7 separate regions of the Mus musculus genome follow, and regions 1, 2, 3, 4, 5 and 7 are each linked to region 6. A link is a loop called in an ENCODE intact Hi-C map of the cell type or tissue named here. Cell type or tissue: heart. All regions are shown on one strand. Region 1 overlaps Tox (thymocyte selection-associated high mobility group box). Region 2 overlaps Tox (thymocyte selection-associated high mobility group box). Region 3 overlaps Tox (thymocyte selection-associated high mobility group box). Region 4 holds the start of Gm11802 (a long non-coding RNA gene). Region 5 overlaps Tox (thymocyte selection-associated high mobility group box). Region 6 holds the start of Tox (thymocyte selection-associated high mobility group box). Region 7 overlaps Tox (thymocyte selection-associated high mobility group box).

The links. Peaks named below come from ENCODE experiments on the same cell type or tissue, not always from the same donor. Only the 100,000 strongest peaks of a DNase experiment are listed, where the experiment ranks them.
Region 1: a loop joins it to region 6, with 3.0 times the contacts of the local background. A loop is called at or near these places in 10 of 42 quality-filtered maps.
Region 2: a loop joins it to region 6, with 8 times the contacts of the local background. A loop is called at or near these places in 12 of 42 quality-filtered maps.
Region 3: it touches region 6 in a loop (2.1-fold over the local background); 7 of 42 quality-filtered maps call a loop at or near these places.
Region 4: a loop joins it to region 6, with 2.5 times the contacts of the local background. A loop is called at or near these places in 2 of 42 quality-filtered maps.
Region 5: a loop joins it to region 6, with 2.2 times the contacts of the local background. A loop is called at or near these places in 5 of 42 quality-filtered maps.
Region 7: it touches region 6 in a loop (24-fold over the local background); 3 of 42 quality-filtered maps call a loop at or near these places.

Annotation. Positions count from the first base shown.
Region 1 is chr4:6,899,472-6,903,471 of GRCm38, forward strand. All of the region lies in intron 1 of Tox (thymocyte selection-associated high mobility group box), which reads right to left. Among named protein-coding and RNA genes, the nearest start is that of Tox, 89 kb to the right of the region's middle. In heart, a CTCF peak has its summit at 2,358; no DNase peak of the experiment used is centred here.
Region 2 is chr4:6,686,398-6,690,397 of GRCm38, forward strand. Tox (thymocyte selection-associated high mobility group box) reads right to left here. Exons shown (of 9, transcript NM_145711.5): 8 at 2,422-2,573; 9 at 1-2,064. The coding sequence ends at 2,028. Among named protein-coding and RNA genes, the nearest start is that of Gm11802, 12 kb to the right of the region's middle. In heart, a CTCF peak has its summit at 2,397 (motif pointing right); a DNase peak (open chromatin) is centred at 2,434.
Region 3 is chr4:6,815,782-6,819,781 of GRCm38, forward strand. The region is part of intron 3 of Tox (thymocyte selection-associated high mobility group box); the gene reads right to left. Among named protein-coding and RNA genes, the nearest start is that of Gm11802, 120 kb to the left of the region's middle. In heart, a CTCF peak has its summit at 1,518 (motif pointing right); no DNase peak of the experiment used is centred here.
Region 4 is chr4:6,700,355-6,704,354 of GRCm38, forward strand. All of the region lies in intron 6 of Tox (thymocyte selection-associated high mobility group box), which reads right to left. Gm11802 (a long non-coding RNA gene) reads left to right here and starts at 136. Exons shown (of 6, transcript XR_881088.3): 1 at 136-308; 2 at 1,755-1,893; 3 at 2,197-2,266; 4 at 3,623-3,726. In heart, no CTCF peak of the experiment used is centred here; no DNase peak of the experiment used is centred here.
Region 5 is chr4:6,940,862-6,944,861 of GRCm38, forward strand. All of the region lies in intron 1 of Tox (thymocyte selection-associated high mobility group box), which reads right to left. Among named protein-coding and RNA genes, the nearest start is that of Tox, 48 kb to the right of the region's middle. In heart, no CTCF peak of the experiment used is centred here; no DNase peak of the experiment used is centred here.
Region 6 is chr4:6,989,513-6,993,512 of GRCm38, forward strand. Tox (thymocyte selection-associated high mobility group box) reads right to left here and starts at 1,324. Exons shown (of 9, transcript NM_145711.5): 1 at 878-1,324. The coding sequence starts at 979. In heart, CTCF peaks have their summits at 1,765 and 1,973; DNase peaks (open chromatin) are centred at 829, 1,269 and 1,809; H3K4me3 peaks cover 2,437 bases; H3K27ac peaks cover 2,243 bases.
Region 7 is chr4:6,838,381-6,842,380 of GRCm38, forward strand. It overlaps Tox (thymocyte selection-associated high mobility group box), which reads right to left. Exons shown (of 9, transcript NM_145711.5): 2 at 3,981-4,000. Among named protein-coding and RNA genes, the nearest start is that of Gm11802, 140 kb to the left of the region's middle. In heart, no CTCF peak of the experiment used is centred here; no DNase peak of the experiment used is centred here.

The DNA of each region.
Region 1 (4,000 bases), 90 kb before region 6:
TTCAATTTGGATCTAAATGTCAACAGTGGTTACTAATTATGGCAACGCTCGGGACAGGATAGCCTGGCTGCAATCAGGCAGGTTCCTAGTAACATTAACGCCTTCTTTCTGAGTTCCAAGAGAGTTTGGATGTTTTAAAATAAATACAATTCAGCATGGGACACTGCTAATATCATGAGCCCCTACTGCTAGGTGCAGACATGCAGAAGTGGATGCCAAATTAAATTACAGGAATCTCTCAAACATATAGCTGAATAATAAGCAGCTACAAAACTAGGTCAGGGTTGAAAAGCTGGCTCCGAATGCCCCTCCCCCAACATGCAAAATAAATACCCCACTATCTCTGAATAGAAATCATTCTTTTGTTATGCCCTTTGTCAAGAATACATTATTGCAAAATGATATTTATTTCCACAATCTTCACAGCTGTGAGCACAACTAAATTAATCTTTCTAGAACTGATTTCATTTGCAATTTCATGATTACAATTATAAAATGTAAATTTATTACTTAAAAAAGAAATGATTATAAAAGACATAGATTTAAAAAAAGACAGTTCCTTATCTGTTGGCTTGTTTCACTTAATACTAATGAAATAAATAGCTGACTAACCCTGGGATAAAAACAAACAGTCTGAAGATGGTTGTAAAATATGGGAAATGAAAGCTAGGAAGACAATTTTAAAAAAGCAGCCCTTTTAATGCAGAGCATACAGGAATCATATGGCTTAAGGAAAGACCAGAACACTGCCTGTTGTTGCAGTGAGGTTGATACTCATGGTCAGCCTTCTGAAGTGTTTCTGTTGCTCCATGGCATTAAATACAAAACATACTTGGGTGCTACTGATCTTTCCCCACCTGCAGCTTTCAGTTTTATTCTCTTAAATGTTAAATGCTAGAAAGCCATTTTCAGACTGTTTAATATTGATGACCCAAATAATAGATTCATTTATAGAAATCCATATTTACAAGATTTCTTTTCTTTTTAGCAGAAATTAGTCAATAGATTGGTATTTTCTTCTTTAAATATATTGTTTCTTATAATTAATATCCACATGTCTACTGTGTGCAGTGAATTATTCTGGGTGCTAAGACATACAACAATGTAAAAGTAAGCATTATCCAATTATGCTAGTTAAAGCACTAATGACAGGATTGGATTTTTGTTTTATTTGGTTTTCAATAACCAGGAGAAAATAAACCATCTACCTTACAAAATGTCTTTATTTGCGTAACTTCTCTCCCAAACAAAAATAATCTATTTCTTAAAAATATCAATTTAATTTTCCCCATTTAAAAACATGACTTGTGAGTCCAGGCAAATACAATTAGCACATGCATTTTATTAAATATATTCAAGTGTCAAATGCCTATTTATGGAAAGACCACTAATGATAACTTAGGCTCAACTAAAAATGAATGTCAATAAATGGTTCTATAAGCACTTACGCTCATAATAGATGCAATAGCATCTCTGAATAAATATTAACATGTAAAACTGCTATTTATCATGTCAACGCAATCAATAGAGACCATATTTCTGGACTAGGAATGCATCAGTAATCTTTCTGCATTTGCCCGAAATCACAAAGCAAAAATGCAAGCACTGTCACAAGACATTTATTGTATTCAATTGGATCCAAACTGGTTGCTGTGGAAAAGGCAATTTAAGCTCGTGCAACAAAATAGTCTATGTATATATGAATAAATTATTTTTACTATGATTCCTTTCTATTTTCTTTACCTGCCTAAGATGCAGATTTTCAATAAGAGACTCCTACAGCTTAGTAGAGTGTGAGTCTGGTAGACTTCTGAGTCACTCTCCCACTCAAATCATTAGCTGCCCCCTCGATTATCATGAAGGATAATACACTGTTGAGGGTGTCTATATTGCTTCTTTACTGTTCACAGCTACAATCACCTCCATGAGAAAGGCAGACTTCTTTCCTTTAAGAGTCCATTTTTCTTTTTACCTCTGGGAGGCGTGATACCTCCATCAGGCTGCTGGGGACCAGCACCTTTCCACTACAGTCACTGCTTTCTGCAGTAGTTGCAATGAACATCTGCTGCTATCACACTGAGGCGGTTAGAGACTCATACTACTGTGTTTGGAAATAAATGAATTTGGAAAGGCCATGTCCATGCACACTGTACTTTGATCTCACTCCTCCTTCACTTCCCCTTCTTCTCTCTCCTTCTCCATCTCTCTTTGTCTCTCTATCTCTCTCTGTCTTAATATCTCTCTCTCCCTCCCTTCTCCCTCCCTCTCTCTCTTCAGCTTGCATACTACCCTAAGAAATTTGCCTTTCTTTGTCTTTCTCCAGTGTCTCTCAAAACACCAACACACTGTCCCTGGCACCATATCATCCCCTAGAGGGAGACAGGCATAACAAGTGAGCTTTGCTGCTTAATTGTAAAGCTTTGAGGTCACTTTAAAACTAGTATTTAATGACTTGCTCTCCTTTGCTAAGGGTGCCCTTGAGATAATTTTCATAGAGGCATGCTGTTATTAAACACCTGTTAGATGCTAGATTTCTCAGAAGAATGAGACACACTCTTTATAACTTAAGTAAACGAAATAAACAAGAACAATGGTATTAAATGCCTGATGGACATTATAATAGGACATGCTTCTTACACTGGTTTTAAACTGTAATTTACCAGGTCATATTATTCTGAATATTATATTACAAATTCGGAGCAGGTGTTTAAAGCTATTTTCCTACTTGATTAGATGTTAACTCATTCTCTCTGCATAACTGAAGCTTTGCTTCAGATCTTCTGATAACAGAAACGGAAGCTGGGAAACCACAGCTCAATAATAAGGTGAATGGAAAAAGAGTTGGTTTCCGTCTCTCGCAACTGCTTTCCTTCATGTGTTCCACTCAAAAAGAAAAAGAGAGAGTGTGCGTTCTCGATTGTACCAACAACCATGGCATAAAGGCTAAGCACACCTGACTGCTTTGCACTCCCTAGTGGCATAAAAGCTTCAGTTTCGAAAGGTTTTCAAGTAATCTAAATTTTTAAAAATTTTCTCTAAGACCATAAGTTGCAAGTCAAGACTGTGTGAACTCATAACGCCACGTAGTCCGTTGAAATTGTTCTAACAACTAACATGGTGATGTTCCAAGGAAAACTGCAGTTGTCAGATGTCCTTGAATGGCAGCCTCACATGCTCCTCAGAGAAGCTGAGTCAGTTTCATGGACAAGGGTCTAAGTGAAGAGAAAACATCTGAAGCACCTGCATAGGAAGGCAGGGCAGGCGTTGGAAGGATCTCCCTTTCTGCCCTTACCCTTGACCTTAACCCTTGGGTTCGGTGACGCAGAAGAGCCCTCACATTTCACTCTAGGATAAAGAATATTCTAGAATAACAACTTTCAAGGTGGGCTGCGCTGTGGATAAAACATCCTTGGACAGACTCAAGATGCTGGGCCTGTGAGGTCATGCTGAGGTAAATGGCATGAGCATTTTTGCTGAAAGATTTTCCAGGCTTCCTGAGTGACACCGAAAGGTCCAGATGCACACAAACCACTTGCTGGCCTCCCCTCCATGCTGCCCTGGACTGTAGGGAGAGCTAACTCTGACTATGGGCAGACACTGAGTTTTCACACTGTGGACACAAAAGAATCTGCTTTGGAAATTTTTAAAATAATGTGCTCATAATTAATATCATTCTCGTTAAATGGGGCATTGAATTACAGGGTAGTCAATAATCCTACTGTAACCACTCAGGACCAAAAACAAATGTAATTTTATTCCTTTTTACACCACTGAGCATTTTTTAAAGAAACAGATCATCCTGTGTAGTTTGTGCAGGATTGATTCAACTAGATATTGTAACCTATCAACGACTCCTGAGACTTCTGTTTATAATTTTTACTTAGGTAAATCCTGATTAATTTTCTCAGCAGGATGCATTCTTTGCCTACATGAATAGTAAGCTCTCATTCACTTCTCTCAGTGATATGAATTTGGACCATAAGCTTTTTCACATCGAAAG
Region 2 (4,000 bases), 300 kb before region 6:
CAATAAACTGGGAAGTTAATCACATGAATTCTTATACAGTATCAAGACAGTAAAGTTTGAGCTCTCAACCCCCGTCATTTTAATAATAACACCGGATCTGCATTATTTATTAGTTATTACATGCCGAGTGATTCAACGTTGTACAGTGTCTGAAAATCAATCCAAAGCAAGCAAGCCTTTTGTCTTTTCAATTTTGACTGGATTACATGATGTATTTAAATTGCTAAGGTTATTTCATACATTCCACAAAACCACCATTCTCTTCATGTCTAGCCAGATGAATTTATGTGACCGAAGTCTGTGGAAGGGGACCTTTCCTCACCCCTTCCTTCTGCTATCAGAGCTATGCAAAGCCCTACTGGCACATCGCTAGTGGTGACCCAGGATTTGTGGAAAAGGAAGAGAGCAGAGACGGGGGATAGCAGGGTGCTCAGTTTCTAGCAACTGCGTCCACTTCCCATGATTTTCCTATTTCTTGAGCTGGTCTGACTACTAGCCCTTCATTTCTAGATTGATTCTAGACACCATATCCCCTTTGATCTCTTCCTGAACCCTTGGTCAATTCTTAAATGTTTTCTGCATGCCATGAGAAGCATGTGACTTTTGGGATTCTGGGTGACTCAACTTGAATTTGGTTCTTAGCATTTGTGTGTGTGTGTGGGGGGGGGGGTTGGGGTTGGGGGGGTGGGGGTTGGGGTGGGGGGTGGCAACTGTTTTGGAACTGAGAAGTGAGAAACAGCTCTTTTTATCTCTTTAGGAAGAGGATGCACTGGTGTTTGCTTAGGCCTGGCAAGGGTGGCACCTCAGGAGCAGTTTTCTGTTGTGTTGCTCAGGAAAAGAAGATTGCTAAGTAGAATTGTTTTTCATTTATGTCAACAAAAGATATGCAAAAATACAGATTCGTTCCTCTAGTTTGCTACTAAATGAAAAGCAGATTTGGTTTTATTCATGTCACTGTAAAAACTAAATAAGTACTCACACCAAGCATGGATTTTTTTTTTTTTTTTTGCCAGCAAAAATTAAAACATCAATGAAACCTCTTTCAAATACTAACAAATTTACTTACAAACACCTATATTTATTATTTCATAAATAGGCGCAACAAGTTTCATAAAAAAAAGAAGAAAACGATTAAATACAGACACAGTATGGAGAAACAGTAACACAGAGCCATAGATAAAGAGGAGCACTTAGCTAGCGCGTTCCGGCCTGTTTCTGCAGCTAAGATGCCAGTGAGCATTTGGCAGCTTTATCCATAACAGGACTTGGATGACATTTACTAATCATTACACAAAAGTGATACAAAAAAGGATTTTTTTTTCTGCAATACAAAATAAATGTGTTTGCGCTTCCCTCCATACTAGCTTCTTTTTTGTCTGATCAATAAGACAAAGCCAAATTGTTTTTAAATTAAAATCATTTGGGAATATTTTTTCAAGTATTTTGAAAATATAGAACTATTAGTAAGTTGTTTTTAAAAATGAAGTAAAAATATGAATGTTTGCCAATTTTAATCCCTCTGTGAAATCAACAAACTGGGGTGAGCCAGTTTCAAATTACAATTTAGCTACAAAAACATTCACATTTTATACTCTAGGAGAGTGTAACATAGATGCTATTTACAAACTTGCTATGACTGCTACATCAAGCCATTTAAAAAGTCTTTAGTAGTTTCATATAAACACCCATTATGAAAACCAATGGAAAACCCAGGACCGTTTACCCCAGACATCTACCGTTGCTAAGGCAGTTACTAGAGCCGCAGCACTTCACAGCAAAACCAACAGAAATCAGAATGGTCCACACTTCCTTCTGGGAAGAGGAACAATGTCCATAAAAGATTAAAAAAATAATAAAGAAGCATGACTATTTCTTCCAGCGTGGGTGACCCACAAGCTCACATGGTCCTAAGTGCTTAGTAACTTGTATTTTCTAATCAAATGAAGAACTGCTTTGAGTGCGCAAAGCAATCCATGGTGAAAAGATTTCCCTGAACTCCTCAGTGGAAAGAAGAGGTGTCGAGATTTTCAGGTGAGATACAGCGCTTTGTCCCTCTGCATGCCCCTGTGTGGAGAGAAAACACGGTTACAAGAAAATCAGAATCACAGTGGGAGGGGGTGGCAGAGGGAGTTGGGGTGGTGAGGCTAGTATTATTTGTGCTAGCTCAAGCGCATAGATAGTTGACCTAAATCCCTAGGAAAGAGAAACATGGAGGCATTTGTTCTTGGAAAGACTAGAAGATGATGGCTCTACATTTTATGTATGTATGTATGTATGTATGTATGTATGTATGTATGTATGTATGTATGTATGTATGTAAGTTACTTTTCTGAAGCCTTCCTGGACATGAGGCCCCACTCCCGAACGGAGGCGCATGCTGTGAGACTCTCCACCACCAGGTGGCGATGGCCGGCCGCTTACCCACTACTGCAGTAGTCGGTACTCCAGTCCACGGGCTGTGGGGGCGGATTTCTGCACCCAGAACGCACGTACTCCATCGCTTGGGTGACAACTTGTGCAGCTGTAGATGTAGGGTTGATAATAGTCTGATAGTCGGGTTGAAGAGTAAATCCCTGAAGGAAAAGCAAATCTACATTTGAGAAAAGGCGGTACCTTTTAAAGCAAAGAGCAGAGACATAGTTATCCACACCCGCAAATATGGTAGGCCACCTCACTTCTGTAGGAACCAGCGGAAGGGGCTCCCTGACTTAGAGTAAAAAAGAAACACCCATCACCTCATTATCCTTACCTTTCCTTCGCTTAACCAGGTGTCCAAAACCCTTTCATTACACCCTTTGGCAGATACATTGAGTTGGGAAACAATTTAAAATATAGAAAAGCCAACTCAATGTAAGCAAAGGGAGAATGAACGTAAGCTTCTCACAGTTGATGGTTTCTATCAACCTAACACACATTAATGGTTAAGCCCCAGAGTAAGCGACCGAGCCTTCCTGAAGGATTCAGGCAGCAGGTGGCTGAGTGTTTTATTAGGCTACACCTATTCACACATTGTTACTCAAAACCCTTTTTTTCATTCAGTCACAATGGGACCATCTGCTGCTTTTTCTTTATTTGTATTTCTCTTATCAGCTAAAAATTTCAACCAAAGAGTTGTTTCTGTTTTGTTTTTTTTTTTTAAATCAGTTGTTGGACTAATACAGAGACAGAAAACAACTAGCCATTGGAAAACATAGGGACTAAAACATGTAAAGACAGAAAATATTTTTAATTGAAAACTCTCTTAGCTGGCAAACAATACTCAGACTTCAGGAAGATTCTTTTAATTCACTAGTGATGAAGTGTTGACTTTTAATCCCAGCAAAGCTATTAAAAATTCAAGGACGGAATCTCTGAAGTATATAGCTATATCTGGTAAACAAAACACATTATACACAATTTATTTTTAGCGTATCAGGTGAATTCAAGAGCAGCAGAAGCAGGCTTTGTTGGAAGTGACCACAGAAAGAAGCGGAATTAATCTCATGGCTGTCTCTGCAGCAGATTCTAGCCATGGTTTTTAACATCCAAGAAATCAAGATTCAAAATGCACCATGCACAATTTAGTTTCAAGTAGCTTTGGAAGGCGAAATATTACTGACATATTCCTTAAACTAAGCAGGATGGTGGGAGGGTTGATTTTTAAATAAGATTTTTCCTTAGACTTTTACTCATGTGTGGGTGGTCCCTCACATAGTGATTTGAAAACTATGTCTACTTCAATCTTCCTTAGCCCTCTGGTTGGCTTCTAGAGATCTACTGATTTACCATTCCACTGATAAGCCCATGTTACCCCGATAGACCCATGTCCATGTCTATTCCACTGAAACTGTGGAGAGAGGCAAAATTCAGGGTGAAAAGTCACCAACAAGTCAAGAGTTTAGTATTACTGGTTGTTGACCCAACACACCCTTACAGCAGTAGATTTCCTAAGTAACAACTGCCTTGGAGGAGGAGGTCCTGAACAGAGGCCCCTGTAGCTCAGGCTCCAGGCATCTTCCTG
Region 3 (4,000 bases), 170 kb before region 6:
CATTAACAAACAGGCCATAGAACTGCTTATCAATCCCATATTCAAAGAAGGGGCTGCATAGAGCCTAATGTTTAATCGCAAACACATTTGGTTTTGGTTTTATTGGGAATTAATTAAGCACAAAAACAAAGACTTGTGGGCAAATATAGGAACAAAATGGCAGCATTTTCCATAGTATTTAAAGTAGTTTAGAAGACTGTTCTGTGATATTAAAAAAAATAATTTATGTGTGTGGGCATACTGTAAATTAATAATTTTTAACAAATTATGGCATAATTCTAAGTAATTATCTGCATGATTTCCCTCCTGTCATGGTAGGCAACAACTTTTTTTTGCCCTTTTTGTATTTTTTAGAGAAAGAAACGAGCCTCTATGGCATCACCTCCATTCTAAACGGATGCATTCATTATTCCCTACAGACATGGGGTGACATCCTTAGTCCCATGTGTCCTGAGAGGGCTTCAGCTCCACTTGCTCACTCTTACACACTTTATGCACTACATGGAAAGAAATACCTCAAGATTTTTGAAAATATTTACTTTAAAAAAAAAACAGCAATCAAATTGTCTGCAATCATATTTTCTGCCTGGCCTTGAAAGGAGCCTTATTCAATACGTCAGTGGCCCTTCCCATAATGGCAACCTATTAGAAACTCATGCTGTTCTCATCCATCTGAACTCCTTGATGAACTGTGCTCCCCATGGGCCCAGAGGAGCACTCTTGCTTCCATTTCATGAGTCCTGCATGGTACCTACTGAAGTGATGGTTGTCAAAACAGTTGTACAGTGGCCTTTGAATGCCAAGCGTGCCATGTCTGCATGCTGCAAATGACAATAAGTCTGAGTATATACATTATGCTGGCTTTTGTTGCTTGGAAAAAAGAAGGCATTTGGGAAATAAACCCCCCAATTTTATTGCCTTTTAACATCTTTTTTCCATTTTAAACTCCAGAACTGGAAATTTGAAGCATTCAAAGAAACTGAAATCTCCTTTGTTGCCCTTTTTCATTGTAAATTTTCTATAATGTGCCATTAGAAACTACACTCCACAAAGCCAGGCTTCTAAATGAATCCTTTCTGTGAGGCCATTTGAAAACTTCGCACGGTTTTTCTTTGTATGAAAGAGCTTCTGTTGACGGCACAAAGAACAAGCAATCGCCACATATAGGCCAGGCTGAACAGCCTGGATAACTTTATACAAGGTTGCATTTTTCCCCTCTACCAATTCCTGATTAAGCTCAGCAGTTACTGTTATCCCGGTGAGGAGCAAAAGAAGGATGCTTAGTTTTCATTTGCAGAAATCAAAAACCTCTTCTTAAGTCATGAATATTTACTAGGACATGTTCTTATTTTACTTTCTTCCAAAATAATTTTCTAGTTTCTAGCAACATGAAAAAACCTCAACTATCTACACAATGCCACATCACTTCCTTTAAAAGAAGATTGCATTTATTTTATGTGTATTGGTGTTTTGCCTGTATGCATGTCCGTGTACCACATTGCACACAGTGCTTATGGAACCAGAAGGGGGCACTGGATTCCCTGGAAACTGTAGTTCCCGACAGCTCTGATCTATCATGTAGGTGCAGAGGAATCAAACCTAGGTCCTCAGGAACCGGTGCTCTTAACCACTGAACCATCTCTGCACGCCCACCACTTCCTTTGTAACAGGAAATGACATTAGCCATCGTTCAAATATCTTTACAAGTGATTGACCTTTGATGGAAAATAGTTAAAAAATTGAGATGGCCAAAGCCACAACGAGAAAATGTGCCAGGTACAATGTACACACCTGCTAATTCAGTGCTTGGAAAGGAAATTTCCAAGTTGAAGGCTAGCCTAGGCTACAGCCTAAGACTCTGTCAGAAGAAGATTAACAATCACAGGGTAGGAGCAACAGTAAAGAAAAGTCACTGTGATAGTTAAGTAACTGTGATTATCTTCATTATCAATAACTTCATTATCAAAATGCTACCGAATCTAGACTCACCTACCAGACAGCACCCTAGACCAGTTCTCAATCTTCCTAAAGCTGCAACCCCTTAATAGAGTTCCTCAGGTTGCGATGACTCCTAACAACTTCATATTTGTAATTTTGCTATTGCTATGAATTGTAATGTAAAAATCTGATATTTGGGATATGTGAACCACCCCCCCTACACACACACACAAAGGGGTAGTGGCCTACAGGTTGGAACGATACCAGGCACGGTATTGTTCCATTTACTTGGGTCCTCAATAAAAAGGAGAACACCACTGAGTAGGCATAGGTATGTCTCTGTTTCCTCCCTGAATACAATGTGACCACAGTTGTGTGTTCCCAGAGCTGGGCCTTCCTCACTGCAATGGACTTGTGCCCTCAAACTATGAGACAAAAATAAATGTCCCCCCACTTACATTGTGTTTGCCAGGTATTCTGTCAAGGCAGCAAGAAAAATAACTAATTTAGTAATTAGCAAAAGTAGACAAGTTTAGTCAATCTTGACAAGTCTTGACAAGGCATGTGTGGTCTCAGAAGGAATCAGGGAACTGCCGACCTGGCAAGGATCAGAGCCACCAACCAGGCAGTTGTGGGTGGAAAGAGGATCTTGTGTTCAAGACTGCTTTTATAAGAAATGCACTTAAGAGAAATGCTAGGACAAGTCTGCCTTATTGCCTTACCTTTGCCCCTCTCTACTCTAGGGAGCTGAGCTTGTGCCACTGAGCAAATCCAGCTCTGCTGGTGTTCAGAGCATGCAAGGCTTGCTGGTGGTTAACGCGCTTATCTGACACTCCTGCTTCACTGTGTTTCTAACCAGACTCCAGTTCTCAGGAAGTGCAGACAAATCAGTTCCCTACTATCAAAACAACTCAGGGGAGTTTTGAGAAATTGGAGCTCTTGCATATTGGGTCATGAACGTCTGTTGAATTTAAACCTAGAGAATGAGAACTAATTGGCAGCCTTCCAGCGGTGTGTAATACAGAATTTCTACCTGCTTCATTGCCTGGTCTTGAAACAGAGGGACTTTAAGAATATGCAATCTTTCAGGAGTGCCAAAATCTAAGTTGTTGCTGGAACTCTGAATAACTACAGGGTAAGGAGGCCCAACGGACCATAAAATAGCACAAGCAAGAATTTTCAATAAATAGATCAATGGAGGAAAATTTTGAAAAGCTGAACCCTCACCTTATGTGTACTAAATGAACCCTGTACAGGATTTTGGTAAATTTTAGAAGGCAATACACATTTTCTATTCTTGAAAAAAATAATATTTAAGCTGAAAGGCATCCTAGTATAACAGACTTAAACCTGCTGTGAATCAGGTACCATTCGATGGTTCTAATCTTAGCACATTGTGGGAGTCAAGATTGTATTATGTCCTCCTAATTTCATGTTTATTATTTTAAAAGACATGAAATGGCATTTCATTTCACAGGCTGGCCCCAAACTTTCAGATGTCTCCATTCTCCTTTTTCAGCTTCAGAAGTACCTGGGACTACAGGTCTAGTGTACCATACCCTGATATAGCCATGTGATAGGTAAGGCCAAAGAAGCACAGAAAGGCTATTTAAGTGGTTCAGGGTCACACAGCAGATAGCTAGTAGCCCCGGGATTTGAACTGAGGTAATTCAGCTCAAAGAGAACAATGTTAGTCACAGAAATATACAACGGCACTCCAAGCAGGGAAAGGACTTCTTTAGTTAATAGCAGGCTTAGTGCTGTCATTTTGACAGATGTGAAGAAGATTAAGGATCAAAGTATGAATAACTCTTTGAAGAGTCTTCACTCTTGTGCATTTTAACCTTCTTGAAAGTGTCAACAGGCACAGGCTTGGGAAAACCATTTTACCTAACCAAACTTACATAATGCATCCTATGTGCCAGCATGGTCTTAGCAATTTGCCAAATTCCTTTAACCCCACGAGGTAAGGCCTATCATTGTCCCCATTTTCCCCAGAAAATGAAACTAGAATGTTTACTGGCTGAGCTACCAAGCAATCATTGGGGTCCTCTAAAACTCC
Region 4 (4,000 bases), 290 kb before region 6:
TTTTCAACACAAGATTTCTCTATGTATCTCAGGCTGTCCTGGAACTCCGTGTAGACCAGGCTGGCCTCGAATTCAGAGATCTGCCTCTGTCTTCCCAGTACTGAGATTGAAGGCCTGTGCTACCACCACCTGGCCTCTGGTCATGGCCCTCTTCTCACAGTCTTACTTCTTCACTTGTGTATAGGGGCTGTGTTGCAGATGTAGCAATCAAGGCTGGACACACCACAGAGACATTCTCTGACATTTGACCAGTTGTGAATCTCTGTAATTGCTCCTGTCTACTTCAACAGTGGTTTCTTTCATGAGGAGTATGCTACATTTATCTACGTGTATAAGTATTTAAAATACAGTTGGAAACTATACTGATGTGGGAAAATTTCAATGGCAGATTCTCCTTAGAATCTGTGACTTTTGAGATACAGGTAGTTGCCTATGTTTGAAGAACCAGGGGTGATTCTTATTGATCACGCCTGAAGTTCAGTTAGGCAGCTTCTGCTTACTGTTCCAACATAAGTGCCATTACTGTAGCACTAGGGCTATGTTGTTAGGCTGGTTGTTGTGGTGTGTAGGTATGGGTCTGAACAGAGCATTCTCAAAAGAAGACGTACAAGTGGTAGAAATATCTTTAAAAAGTGTATAGCATTCTTAACAGTCAGGGAAGTACAAATTAAAACTACTTTGAGATTTCATCTTATGTGAGTAAGATGGCTAAAGTCAAGAACCTAACTGACAACAGTGCTAGTGAGGATGCGGGGAAAGGTGAACCCTTATTCACTGTTGGTGGGATTCCAAACTGGTGCAATTCCCAAAAGTCTCACAATGCTAAAGAGACCCCCCAAATGACTCAGCTATACCAACCTTCGGAATGTGCCTAAAGGCCTTGACATCCTACGGCACAAACACTTGCTCAGCCATTCCCATTACAATATCTAGGAACAGGAAACAACTTAAATGTCCTTCAACTGAGGCATAAATAACATAAATGTAGCAATATGCACTGTGGGATACTATTCAGCTATAAGGGAAAATGAAATTATGAAATTTTCATGTAAATGGATGAAATGGACAATATTACATGACGTGACAGATAAACACTGCATGTATGTTATTATTTGTGGCTCCTCGCTCTGGGCCTCACATTTGGTTTATGACCAGATGTGACCTCAGAGGCTAGGGATGCAGAGGTACCATGGGAATGAGCATGAGGTGCTCTAAAGAGGGGGATAATAGCACACAGGTTTTTGTTATGAAAGGAAGGAAACTTGGTCTAGCAAATTTTATATGCCCCAGTACAGGGGAACGCCAGGGCCAAGAATTGGGAGTGAGTGGGTAGGGAAGCAGGGCAAGGGGAGGGTATAGGGGACTTTTGGGATAGCATTTGAAATGTAAATGATGAAAATATCTAATAAAAATGTGGGAAAAAAAGAAAAGAAGGAAAGAAACATGGTGGCAGGGGGTGGTTAGGACAAAACTATGGAGGAAAGGGAGGAATAGTAATACAGAGGAAGTGGGAGGAAGGAGGGAGAAAGAAATATCACTAAATACTCTGGAAGAAATAGGGAAATACTATTTTATAAATTTACTTAAAATACATATATAATGTTTATGTGTGTGTGATGTGTTTGTATGTGTCTTGGGGGAGGTTAAAGGGATTTATGTCACACAGGGACATAATGCTTCCCTGAGTCATAGACTATGCAACCAAAGTCATAATACCAGATAGGCCACTGCCACTTCCCTCCATTGTCTCTTAGAACTTGAAGGTATGAATTCATTGCTGAAGATAACACACACCTCTGGGACGCAGGACTTGAGGGAAGTCACCTGGAACTGACTGAAGGTCCCTCTGCATGGAAGAGCTTCCAGAGTGAGGGAGAGCTCGTTTCCTCATGGGTAATTAAGGGCAGACCATTCTCTATCAGACATTTATCTTCTTCACAACAAAGATTATAAAGACTAGCCAGCATCTAAATCTACCTTGAAAGACCAGGAATGTTTACTCCCCAGGGCTATTGTTTTTTCAAACTAAGTAGATTTCTAAAAACAATTTAGAGAACAATTAACATGCAATGTCTGACACAGAGGGAAACTTTTAGGAAGCTACATTTTTTTAAAGATTCTTTTTCTCTTGACTTTGTAAAGAGTTGAATTTCACAGGCTAAATAACCTGCTGTGCCATTTCTGTATCCACCACAGATGCCCAAGCCTGCATGCTCTCACTAAATTACTGTTGGGCCACTGCTGAAGCTGCTGTAGACATTCAAGTGTAAGTTCTCTTACTAAATTGCGTTTTGACTAAGATGTCCTGGATGAAGAAAGAGATCTCTTACGTTTCAGGGACCTGGTTCTCTATGACTCATGCAGCTAGAACAGCTCAAAGAATACACGTGTGTTGAATGAATGCTTGACTGGATATCCTTGGGCAGTGCTGCAGACAGGTGCTGTTGTCTTTGTTGAGGTCTCTTAAACATCCTCCAGCTTCCCAAGGGCTGCAGAAGGACCTCAAGGCTCGAAACGCCCCCCTGTATGTCAGATTGCTTTTCTTTATTTGTTTTTCTACTTTTCATGCTGTCCTTGTTCAGATACACTACCCTTCAGCTTCAGCATTTTTAAAATATTTTTTAAACTTCTTGAGATGATATCATTTCCCCTCCAAGCCTTTCCATGCATCCCTCCTTTCTCTCTTTCACAACCATGCCCTCCGTTTCCTTAACTGTTGATTCTTCAACACATATATAAACCTGCTTAGTTTGTATAATGGTACTTCTATGTGTGATTTTAGGGCAGATGATTTGGTACTGGATAAACAATTGGTGTGCTGTCTTCTTGGGAAGATCATCTCTTCATTCCTTGGTTGCCTGGAGTTCTTTGTCTGGGTTTTTAGGCTCGAGAGCTTCCCCCTTCCACATTAGCAAGCCTATTGCAGCCATCCTTGTTCAGGACAAGTTTGGGCAGCCACAGGTCCCAACAGGGGTGCTTGCAGTGTCCTACCCAGATGTGGAGAATTTGTGCCTTTATGAAAGTTCAGTCATTTAGATGGGGGACAAGGCAGCTTTTAACTCCATTTATGACAAACTATTAATTAGACCAGTACAACTGCCATCCATTAATTACAGTGACTTGTTTTGGAGATAGGTAGAATACATTCATTCTAGATCACAAATAGTCATGAATTCATAATCTCCCTAAAGGGAAATATGAAGAAATCATAAATTTAGTATTCCTTCAGTGTTCTACCAATGAAAATGCAAAAGTCATCCAGCAATTCTGCCAATCAGTTGCACTACATGTAACTACATATACCTGCCAACTAGAAATAAGAACTGCTGTCTCATATGTGTTAAGTAACTTAAATTTGTTTTGACTTTCAACCTTTCCACTTTGTAGTGTCTCATGTCGACCATCTGACAAACATGATGTTATTCATGTAAATTGAAAATCAATCAAAGATTTTGATATTTTTTATAGGAGAGATGTGTTCTTTAAATTTATTTTTCCATTCTGGGGATTGGACACAGACCTCATTCGTGTTAGGTAAGGGCTCTACCATAAGCCACGTCTGACCTGCTATTTACTGTTGGTTTCTAACTATGCTCTCTTTCCTCTTGTATTTGAACTACAGGATCTGGATGACATCTTCTTTAGGGAAAAGGGAAAGCTAGTATCTGCAGAGACATTTGGACCTATGGTGGGACTTCCTTGGAAAACGTGCAAGATGTACAAAGGGTATAACACTAAATGTCTTAAGAAAGTTCTTATTAAGCAAGTTGATGATCATCCAAGAGAACTGCATTCTCGTTTACTTTGTATAATGAAGATGATGCTGCAGAGTGTATAAATGCCTCCATTCTGGCAATGGTGTGTGCTATAAAAATGAAAGATTGCAAAAATAATTGTTATTTAAAATAGCAAAGTATAAACACAAGACATAAAACTCGGTGGAAGCAATAATATAAGAGTTGCTGGACCAAATCAAATTAATAGCCCATCTAATTTGATT
Region 5 (4,000 bases), 49 kb before region 6:
TGCAAACCAAATCTGTGTTGGGGTGTGAATGTGTCTATTCGTGCATAAAATCGTGCTATGAAATGACTGGCTCAAGGTTTTCTCAATGGCTTGTCTCTCTAAATAATCAGAGAGCATCACTGTTGATAAACGCAACCAAAGCAATTGGTACTGACTGCTGTGGTAGAGGCATTTGATAAAAAAGAACTCATGAGCAGCAGTGCCCACAACCCGCTCATTTAGCCCCAGTAAATAGAGACCCACACTGCAGCTCTAAAAGGTTAAGTTCAGTAATGGTTTAGTAATTACCTGGCATTTCCTGTCTTTGATGGTCCCCCTTTCTGAAATTTCCTCTACCCCAACATTTAAATAAAAATTTAAAAATGTTTATGTGCAAAAATCCCCTCCCTTCCCCTGACTCAGAGTCCCTCACCCCTACTGAAACTCCACCTGGCCTTTGTTCTTCATTAGTTTCATAGTTAGAGGCCAAATTGCCTCGTAAAGGCTTCTCTTTGGATGAAGCCCTTCCCTTGTGTTCAGGCATCTCGAACTGCCTATTTTTTCATGCAAGTCTAAGTAATCAGAATTCAGCAGATCTGGAGTTCCCACTTTGAACATTGCTGAGGAAAAGGGAGGTGGAGTGAGAGTGAAAGCATTCCCTGTCTGGCAACCCTCTGCCTTTGCTTTGTGTGGAGACCCAAGAAAACCAGCTCAATGGCCAGGGAGCCGATAGGTAACCTTTGCTTCCTCTCTGGAGACTCTTACTTCTCATTTCGGAGTTCTTCTAAATTTTGCTTTAATATTTGCTCTCCGTTTCATTCATTCAAATTCTTTGAATGAATACTTTCCCTAAGAAAAGCAGTCTAGTAAGTGGCCCCAGGGCATCTCTAGTATGCCTTCAAGCCCAAGGGGGGAAAAACATGTCCCTATCCAATGGATCCCCTTGAACAGAGGAAAAGGTTTTGCTCAAAACCTAAACCTAAGTCAAGGAATAAGGTGTTAGCAATGACTTCAGTCTAACCTCCTGCTCTCTATCATATTTCTTTCTTTCTCCACTTCATGCTTCTGGTTCAGTCATTCACATTTCATCTATTTCTCCTCACTCCACCACAGTTCTTTTCTGGTCTTCCACTCATAGAAACATTCTCACCTAGTGTCTTGAGAAACCTGGGAGATTTCGGATAAGACACAAAGATATTTTTTCTTACAAGTTAAAGTTGAGAAGATGGACTGGAAACATGTCTCAATGACCCAGTGCTTTCATAGCATGGGTGAGGCTCTGGGGCCAATTTCCAACAGTTAACATAAGCTAAAGGCAAGAAGGCTCAGTGTCCAAGCTGACCATTAAAAAGCAGTACAATGAGAGGAAGTGGGAAGTGTCAAGGAAGGGTAAGAAGAGTGAAAAGAGAGAGGGACTCCACACTTCAGAGGTTAGAAACTCTTTCCTTCTTGGAGACCTAGAGAATTAATATGACCATGCCAAGGAGATGGTTTCTAGAGTAAATATTAAGACCAGATGTGGGATGGTTGCTTGAGAGAGAGAAAAAAAAAAGAACACTCAGGAAAGGATAATAATTAGGCCAGGTCATAAAAATGTGTCTGGGTACACACCTTCAACTCCAACACTTTTGGAGTCAGAGGCAGATAGATTTTTGTGAGTTTAGCTCCAGCTGGTCAACATATTGAGTTCTGGGACAGTGAGAGTTACATAGAGAGAAATATATCCAAAAAGAAAAAGATGATGAAGAAGAGGAGGAGAAAGAGGAAGAAGAAAGGAAGGGAAGAAGAAATGAAGAAGCAAAGTCTGATTGGTTGATATTAGTCTTCCTATGGCAGCCAGACACCCCAGAGCTCCCAGCTCTAAACCACCAACAAAGGAGTACACATGGAGGGACCCATGGCTCCAGCTGCATATGTAGCAGAGGGTGGCATTGTCAGTCATCAATAGCAGGAGAGGCCCTTGGTCCTGTGAAGACTCAATTCCCCAGTGTAGGGGAATGCCAGGGCGGGGAGGTGGGAGTGGGTAGATGGGAGGGAGGGCAAGCATCTTCAGAGAAGCAAGGGGAGGGGGTATGGGAGAGGGGGTTTCCGGATGGGAAACCGGGAAATGAGATAACATTTGAAATGGAAACACATAAAATATCCAATAAAAAAGGAAGCAAAATAATTTTATAATTAAGGTTTTAACAAGTCAATATGGAATGACTTCAGAGGATTCATGATAATAAGGGAATGGCTTCTACTTGAAGCTCTGTAGCTGGCTTTCTTGAATGATAGCCATTTGCTACTCCATCCAGACAGCTTATAGGGTTATTGTGGGCAGGTCATCTCCTCCATTTAAAAACTCAAGAATAGGTGGTGTTTTATCATTGCTAAGTGATTAAAACACCACAAAACTCCTCAGTATCTTACGTTTTACTACGGAAGTCATGGCTACATCCAGATATTCATATTTTCCCAACAATTGCAAGATTGATTTGCAAGGGAGAAGGGTATGAGGAAGAAGGATCATCTAGAAAGTCACAGGATCAAAGGAAAACAACCAGATCTTTTTGGTTTTGATTTTTTGTTTGTTTGTTTTTTCCTGGTAACATTAACTTTTCATAACAATTTGATGTACAGCCTTTAAAAGGACTTACAACCAAATACATCTTCAAAGTAAGAGTCTGAAAAACTTAAACAGGGAACTAGAAATACAGACTTATATTTATATCTACTGATTTTGAGTACAATTAAGCTTTACAGCTTCTTGAACAAGGCAGTTTTTTTTTTTATTAAGATGCACATTTTTAGCTGATATTAATTGTAAGTTTCTAACCCCTGAAAGCAGATCTGTCCCCCAGTGGAACAACCTAAAACCTTCAGAATCTATAAGGATCTTGAGTTAAACAAATAACAAAGCGCACAGACACAAAAGGATTGGCTTGTTAACTGATCCCATGAAGGTACATGCCAAGTTTAAATCACTGCAAACCAGCAGCCAATGACTGATTTTCTGCATGACTCTCTTATAGCTGGAAAAATTACAAAATCGTTTCACTGCAAAACATCAAACGCTGACCAGACACGTCTGTCTAAGGATGGATCACTTGATTAAGGATACATCATTTACCGACAGTATAGCTTTAGCCTTCTTCTCCACTCTGAAAGAACAATCCAATATTTTGTTTCTAAACGTCATCCCTATAAAGTAAGTAAGTGGAGATGTCCACAGGCATATTTAAGTACAGGAAACAGGCTTAAGTCTCTCTGCTATGAGGATGCATGCCAGGGCCTCACATTCCTGGAGGACAAATGTTGTGCAGAACGTATTAGAGAATAAAAGCCTTTGGAAATGATATAGGTTTCAAGTCCTTTGATTAATTCCACTGGGGTCATTCAAGAGCTTGGATGTGGGGGAGGTGAGGGCAAGGGAAGAAAGGAGGCAAATATCAGTGCTGTTGTAATTACTGTGTTCTCTATGGTAGGAAATGCTGAAAGTGAACGTTTCCTCCCTTACAAGGATAGAGACCTTTCTTGCTGCAAAGCTATTAGCATGTATAATGCACTTGTCTGGAAATCATGGCTTCTCTGTCATTCTTGGGAGACCTTTTGGGACCTGGGTTATTGTATAGTCCTGAATTATAACAAATGCATAATTTGTAGCCCTCCAGTTTTCCAGCTTATTTTAGAGAACTGGTTTAAGCAATTTCACCCTTATTTAATGGCTCAGTTTCCCTCAACAAATAGAAGTATTCATATTATCTTAATTATGTACAAAATTTTTGTAAACTTTCAACTGAAAAAAAATCGTAGTAAGGTACTTTATCTATGTAAGTATCTGTGAGGGGTTCACAATTGGAAACCAAATTCTAGAAATCAATTAATACTTCTTTCAGTACAAATAAAAAGTCCCTCAATAGTCAAAATATCCGTCAGCCTCCTGACCGGCTTACATGATCCTAAAGCACACAAAAGTCACAAGAAAATAAATGGCACTAATTTGTTCCTTCTGTACAAAGACATTTCCTCCCTGTTTCAG
Region 6 (4,000 bases):
GGGCAGCTTCGCCAGAGTTCTCATTCTGGATCACCAGCATTAAATACCTTTCCGCTGTCCTGTGTGGCCCAAGTCAGCAGACTATGATGTAGCCCAGCCAGGGACCCTGCTTCAGCCAGGCAAAGAGCGTCGGAGCTTTACACTTGAATGCAAAGCGCTAGCTTGGCTTCCTGTAAACTTGCTATTTCCACACCCCACACCCCCCAAACGAGATCTGTTCCCCCAAATCATAATGCGACTAGCCCACAGCGTCCTGGTCTCGAGGGCCAGCGTCCGAACTCCAGTTCGGCGGCCGGAACAGAAAACAAAAGAGTTACAGAATAATTTTCACGGTGTGGGAACGCCGGATCCTCCGGGGTCCCTGCACCCCGACTCCTAGCTGCTCCTCTGGCAAGTGATCCGGAGCAAGGAAGCGATGCCACGAGCCCCCGCTGTCCAAGAAAGGGAGGGAGAAGAAGGAACTAGAATATAAACTGAATTCTCCTACTCTGCCTCAGTTCCCAGACCCCAGACACACCCCCAAAGTATTCCGTGGGTTTTCTCTCTCGATCTCTCGCTTTTTTTTTTTTTTTTTTAAATGTCTCCCGGCAAACCTAAGCAGGGATCCTTAGTGGCGAACAGCAGGAAGGAAAGAATCCGAGCAAATCGTGTCACTTTCCGCACAATCGCGTTGTTTGGCAAACCCCCGGAGCTGCTCCACAATATTTACTACCCGAGCGCACGCAGCGCCGCCGCGGGCTGCGACCGAGCGCGCCCGGGACGGGCCTCTGCGAGCCGGCCCAGTCCGCCCAGCGGGCCCCATCGCGGTCCAGCCACCGCTGCCCCCCTCCCGGGATCGAGCCGCCAGAATCGGTGCAGACAAAAGCAGAGTGTTCACCTTGTTGCAATAGTAGGGGTCCAGGCAGGGAGAAGGTCCCAGACAAGGAGCGGCGGGCGCAGCAGCGGGCTGGGCTGGAGGAGGATAAAATCTTACGTCCATTTCACTCTCACATCAAGCAACTCCTTTTCTTTTCCTTTTTGAAAAAAAAAAAAAAAAAAAAAGTGCTCAGAAAAAAAAAAAAAAGCTCAGACGGAACAGAGAGGCGTCTGGGCTCAGGAGTAAAAGAAACACCTTCCTTCCCTCACATCCGTTTGTGGTTTGTTTAAGAAGAGGAAGAAAAGAGAGAGAGAAAAGAGAGAGAGAGGAAAAAAAAAACAGAGGGTGGAAAAGCGCTCAACTCTCCCCCCCAAGCCGTGGCGCGCACCCGTCCACACCGAGCGCGCAGCCTGCCTGGTCCGCTCGGCCCCGGCGCTGTCGGCCCGCCGCCGCCGGGCAGGTAACTTCACGCGCTCATTGTCCCCCCCGCCCGCCGCCCCATCCCCGCCTCCCGCGCCCTTCGCCGCCCGGCACTCGCGCTCGGGCTCGGGGTACTGGGCGTTTTATTGGAGACTCTGCCTTGCTTTGCTTTTAGTTTTTCTCCACGTTAGAGGCCTGGGATGGGGGAGTGATGGAGTGTGTGTGGTGTTGCAGGGGAGATCAAGATCGGAGGACACTAGTGCCCCGGACCGGCGGGGTGCCGACAGAGGCTGGACGCGGCCCAGAGGGTACAGTTGGGGACCGAGAACCAGGCGAGGGACAAACGCAGAAGAAGGGAATGCGGCTCGATCAGTAGTGGCGGGACCCCGGGCAGCGTCAGTGCCCCAGTCAGCACCCCCGGGTGGGTGCCATGGAGGTGGATACAATCACACAAAGGGGCTGGAGAGACTGAGCAAAGGCTGACTGGGGCACCGTGGGGCTCGCACAGCAAGGGGGCGCTGTGGCGCACCCCCGCCCAGCACCCGCAGCCCCACCCCCGCCCCACCCCATTCTTTGAGCCCCCCACCACTTACTCCTGCCCGCTAGCTGCACTGCCAACCTCTGCCCCGCGCGGGAGGTAGAGGAGAGGCTGTCTTGTGGCGCTGCTCGGGAGCCTGCAGGGAGCGCAACCTCTGCCCCATTCTAGTGTGCAGCTGACCAAGGGACCCCAGTTGATCTCTGTGCGAGGAGCGGTGCTCCTGGAGTTAGTGCTCAGAGAGCCTCGGCATTCGGCTTTGGTTCTCAGTGGGAGGGTTTGCAGAGGCTGAGCCTGCCCTTGCGGGACTAGCAAAAAAGACTCCAGGGGTGCTTAGAAGGGTAAATAAGGAAACAGTTATCAGCACACCATGCGCTACAGGGAACACATCTGGGCTAGTTACTTGCCTCTTGGAATTATACTTTCACTGTTGGATTCCCAGTAGCACTCTTGGAGCTCCACTGCCCACCCCAACCTTCACGAATCAGCTGTCTGCTTCCCTGGGCTCTCTTTGTTGGTAGGATAAAGATATCATCCATATTTTGCTTTACTTCGTCAACCCCAAAAACTTGCAATATTGTGTCCCCTGGCATCTGGGAGAGTTTTGGGACCCTGATGACTGTCCAGCGGACATCTTACGTTCTCCCTGAGAAAGACTTTAGAGAGAAGTTAATATAGGGGTGGGCAATGTTTACCTTTCAAGGGTGAATTCCTGATTGCTTCACACCTTAGGGGCCTAAGACCCTGTAAAAAAGTGGAAAATTCATGTCCACAGGTATCTGTTTCTGGCGTCAAAGAATATATGGAAACAGTCTTGTTACCTCCCATCCCCCACCCCAAACCGTTTTTAGTACATGGTGGGTAATAGCCAGCTACTCTCTAGCTCTCTGCAGCCTTTTCCAGGTTTCTCTTCCCTTATAATAGGAGCACCAGTCAAATGCAAAGATCTGAGGAAGCAACAGATGCCCTGTAAGGATAGTAAATTAGCATCCTGGGGTTCTCTCCTCTATGCAAAGGCCTTTGGAAACTTTTCCTTGACTTTGGTTTCCATCCATGGTAGCCTCTTTCTCTTAAACTGTTGTCCTCAGGTCTTCCTTTTATGGGTAGGAAGAACACAGCTTCTTACCTTAAGAGTAATGTGATGGATGTTGGCTTTAGAAATGAGGAAGGATTTTCACTCTGCATTCAAACCCTCTGAGTCACAAAATAAGTGAAAGGGTGATCTTTCCTCTATTAAAGGTCTTTACAATAACAAGTACATAGGTTCAGGGCTTCATAGCACCGATTTTAAAATTCATTTGTAGATGTTAAAGTGGGTGGGGCTATAAAAAGTCTGTAGCTTTAAATAAACACGTAATCTCAAGTTTCTGTCATCAACAAATTATACTGTATAAAGTTTGAGGTTTATAAACTTCCCTAGGATTCATAATCAACTTCTGTTTGGCCCTCGGGCCAGCAGAAAGATGGGCTGGTTTATCGCTGGAATGGTCCTTGCTGTCAGTGTCTTGACTCCTTGGACATACTGGAGGTACCACATCACGTATTTCCACTACCATTATGAGAAACCCAAGGGCCAGAAACCTGTGTCTTACCTCTGCAAGCAACCTGATTTCTTTCACAGGAAGTCTGTGGAGTCAACATGAGAGCTCTGCATGCTAAGGAATTTGAGCTAAAAGTACATTAACCACGAGAGAGCTTAACACTAAAGCATGGTCATCAATATAATAACTTTAAATACCCACCATTGTCTAACATCCTACTCAAGGTCTACATTTTACTGAGTAGTAATATTCCATTCCACTTAAGGAAAATTTAAGTGGCTACACTTTGGAGTAAATACTACTTTAAAAATGAGATAGTTCTGTCCATAGCATGTTGAGTTACTCAATTATTTCTCCAGCCATTTATTTGTATAGTAATAAGCAAAGGGGGGTGGGGGCTGCATATGGCTATGAAAAACAAAATAATAACAAAATCAATACTTAAAACTGGGCATAGCAAGGAAGTAGAGGCTCATTCATTGAGAGGTGAATCATAATGGAAATGTGGCCCTTATACACATTGGGATTCTATGCAGCTGTAAAAGAAAAATGAAACCTGGAAAATGGATGGAGCTAGAAAGTATTATAGTGAGTTAGCTCAAAAAGACCAAAATTGCGTTCAGTCATATGCAGACCGTAGTTTAATAC
Region 7 (4,000 bases), 150 kb before region 6:
TTAGGTGCATGGATGCTTACCATTGAGTGTATGCTATGAGGCTCTGAGTTACTACAAACAATTCATTCAGACTGAAGGATAATCCTCCCCAGAAGGAAAGACAGCAGAAGGAAAGGAAGAAGAAAGGGATGAGAAGAGGTGCTGGAAGCAGGATGGGGGACTGGAATAGGACAATCAAATAGAAAGAAATGAATAGAGTCAAGGCAAAGGTCATGGATGATGTAATTTCTCAAAAAAATTTTTTTCAACCACAAAACCTAAGTTTCTACATTAGTGAATATCAGAAATACCTTTGAAAATCCACCAGCAAGCGACTATTTTCTGTATAATATGACCCATCCTCTCTCACCATTTCACACAGACCTATTTCTGAAGAAGCAGAGTGTCTGTGTCCATGGACCAGGAACACAATGCTGTCCCTAAGGCTGCACAGCGGGAGCAGAGTACCAAGCGGCAATGTGAAAAGGGATGCTCTTCAAATGTCCATGGAAGAAGAATGGGAAGCAAGGATGTGCACCCAAGAATAGACTATCTCAGGAGCCACAGAAGACACTGCTGAGGAAAACTAAATGATACCCATACCTGTGAGGCTCTCAGTTCAGACAGTCACAGCCATCTTAAATTAGGACACATCTAAGGAACTGTGGGAGGCACTGGCATGCTGGTGGGAGCCAGAGAGAAGAGCTTTCCATGAGAAACAGTAAGGATGGCTCCCCAGAAGGCAGATCTGAGAAGATCAGGGAAGGTTTGGCAGTTCCTGCTCATCAGGAATCCCTGTTTCCCACCTCCTTGCTATGCATTCTGCCATAGCCGTCTAGATAATTCCTGAACATAAATTTTGTTGTATCTATTCAAGATATGTAGACATAACAAAAATGGTTCCTGCAGAGAAATAGGCAAATGTGGGCTATCATCACAGAGGAACCCTTATCTTGGCATGTGGCAGGAACATCATCTACTCCTTTGGGAAGAATCTCAAGTATGTTAACAACAGTCTTCATGTTGCATGGTAGGTCCGCAGACTTATTCTTTTAACGTAGCTGCTCCTTTGTTTCCTACTCTAACTCTGTTATCTCACTCAAGCATGACAAGAAGGCTGTGGATATCTGTCCCCTTCTCGTCTGACTCTATGTTAGTCTCTTCACAGCTTCTCTCAAACTGGGCAAGGCAGATCTTCCTAGGTCATGGGCTATCCAGCAACATGGTCCCTTCAGACAGGGTGTGGAAGCACACAAAAAGAAATATTGCCTTGCATGGAATAAGATGATTATATTCAGGGTTTAAACAAGTTAACTAGTGTTTAAAGCCAAGTCCTGAGTGCCCAGAACAGTTACAGCTGTTAGAGCAGAAAATAGTCAGTTGCCCAAGCATGGCGCCAGGGCGCAGGGGCAATGTTATGGGCTTTTATTACATACTTGTCAGTCTTATTATGGGTGGTGTTTTCAATTTAAAATCTGCCTATCAATTACCAAGCCATATGCAGAAGCATTTAAGGGTCTGTATATACTAGCTTAAGAGGTAGAGAATGCTCTCAGCAGATAGAGCAAGGAGCCCTTTGAGACTGTCTAAAAGAATATCATTAATTTTTACAGTGTACTTTCGTTTCTGGAGCAACTCCAACGTAGGCTTTCTATAAAAATCATCTCAAGTTCAGGATTATGCCATTCGCTTGCAGCAGCATCGCAGCAACAGCACTGTTCCATATGCTGCTACTTAGCAACATGGTCTGTAAGTCCCACGGCAGGCACCGAGCTGAGAACTAAACAGGAATTACAATGTTGATTGATGCAATGAGGCAAGTTCTACTGGACCACTAAGCTATGCAGCTGTTTGATGTTAGGTCTGAAACCGAACAAAACTCCTTTCTTCCCTACAGGAAGGCAGAGATCATATTTATGGCTACCTAAAGGATACATTGATTAAAATTGCCAAAAAGAACACTAGGTGATGAATTCTTGAACACAGTGTATGGAAGGAAACAGAAAGAATGTTAAGTGTACAATTTAGCAAAGGCCATTTGACTTGGGTAATTTGTGAAGTTTATTTGCCTCCGGGGTATGTATTCTCTTACACTAGTCTAATTTTTAAAACAATTCATTCTAAAAACATTTTAATACATTATTTTAAAATAAACTTAACATTTAAAAAAATACATTACTCCTGGCTCACAAAGCTGCCATATCTTTGGAAAGCACAAAATTCTTTGGATCTCTTTTATTCCTTTATTATAAACAGTCATTATATTGGAAACATTCTTAGGAACTCCTAGCCGAAATATTAAAAAAAAAAGCTTGCTTGTTTGATTTTACTAGGATATTAATATTCCATACTATAGTTGGATTTAGAAATCTTAAGGAGCCGAATTGCTTAGATGCATATATTCTGAAGTTGCCATCCTTTATCCAAAACTCTTTAAAACAGACATAATGATTCTCTGCGAGTGAGCAGCTGTTTCATAACTGTAATCATTTATTGAGTTTGTGTTTCTACTGTTTCAAACAAATTCAATTAGCCCTCACACTTCAAAACCCTAAAGGCCCAAAAGAGATGGTACCGAGTGGCTTTAATCTAATAGTAATACTAAACTTGTCAGTACAGTTTTGGGATTGATGGTTAGAAGCAAATTAATAGTAACATTTTTCATTTTTTAATCAAACAGTCCTATTCAGAACTACCTACGGGTCCTGGAGGGTACTTAGCAGAACAAATTCAGTAAAGGGAAAATTGTACATGCAAAGAAAGCTTCACTTTCAGACTGGTTCCTATACAGATCTTCTCAACCAAAATGGAAGCAGGCAGACTCCTGGCCTTTGAACTTCATGATGACCTTTAAGCTTGAATGATATAGTGGAGTGTCTAGGAAACAAGGCAGTGGTCACAATGCCTTCCAAATAAATGCTGAGTTCATGGAGATGTGTGCTTGCCTGGTTTGAGTTAAGCTGGAGACATTTGCTCACAGAGAGCCTTCCTATTTTATGCATTAGATTGAGTTTTCTGTCAACCACCGTGAAAGAAAATGTTTTCGTATGTAGCCCCTTTGCACCCCTCTCCTCTCAGCGATCAAACCGACTAAGGCCGATAAATAGGCATTGAAAACTACTACATACTGGGGTGGTATGTGAAATTCCAGGCAAATGTGATTTATACTATTGAAAAAAAATAGGTTAATGTCCACAAAATGCTCCTGTGAACTCTCCCTACTCTCATATATTTGCTTATTTATTTTTGCTTATAGTGTTCTGATATTCTATGTTATCCTGGCACCCTGGGGCAGTTATAATTTTGCTTTAACTGCCCTCTCTGGATTAGAGGGCCAGGTTTTAAGTATCTAAAAATAAATAGGCAAGCGTTTACTTTTATAAATGTAACCGTTTACATTCTCATTCCCCTTTTGCTGTCAGTTCTCATGATGAAATACCTTGTCAGCCCTTCCCAGGAAATGGACACAAAGGTGCCCTTGAAAGGTTTCAGTTGTGCTTAGGCTCTGGGGCCTAAAAACTACGTATTCCCCTGTTCCCCAGAAAGTCCCCAAAACAGCGATGAAGGAGCGACCAGCCAAAATACCTCAGTGATGAAGACAGTGATCGAAAATAGCTCCAAACGGTTGATAGCTGAAGCTATTGGTGGCGTGTGGAGCTTTCCATGATGAACTCACATCCACAGTCAGAATCACAAATAACTTGCACCTGTAAAGACTTTATTTCCTAAAGGTAGCACAACTGTTTAGGAAAGCTCGTGCTGGCAAAGCAGCTGCTTGCCATTCTGGAGGGGAAGCAAGGTAGCATTCTTCAACAACTGCCAAGGCTGGTATTTTATCAGCTCCATCTCATTAACTGGAAACAAGGCTTAAATGCTTTGTTTATAAATTATGATTATTCCTGATTGCGGCAGTTACTGATAGTGCTACTCATTTGCAATGCAACTCTTTGAATTTGTTTAATTACAATTTGAAACAAGGCAGAAAAGATTAATTAACCCACCTGGCTGGCTGGCACATAGT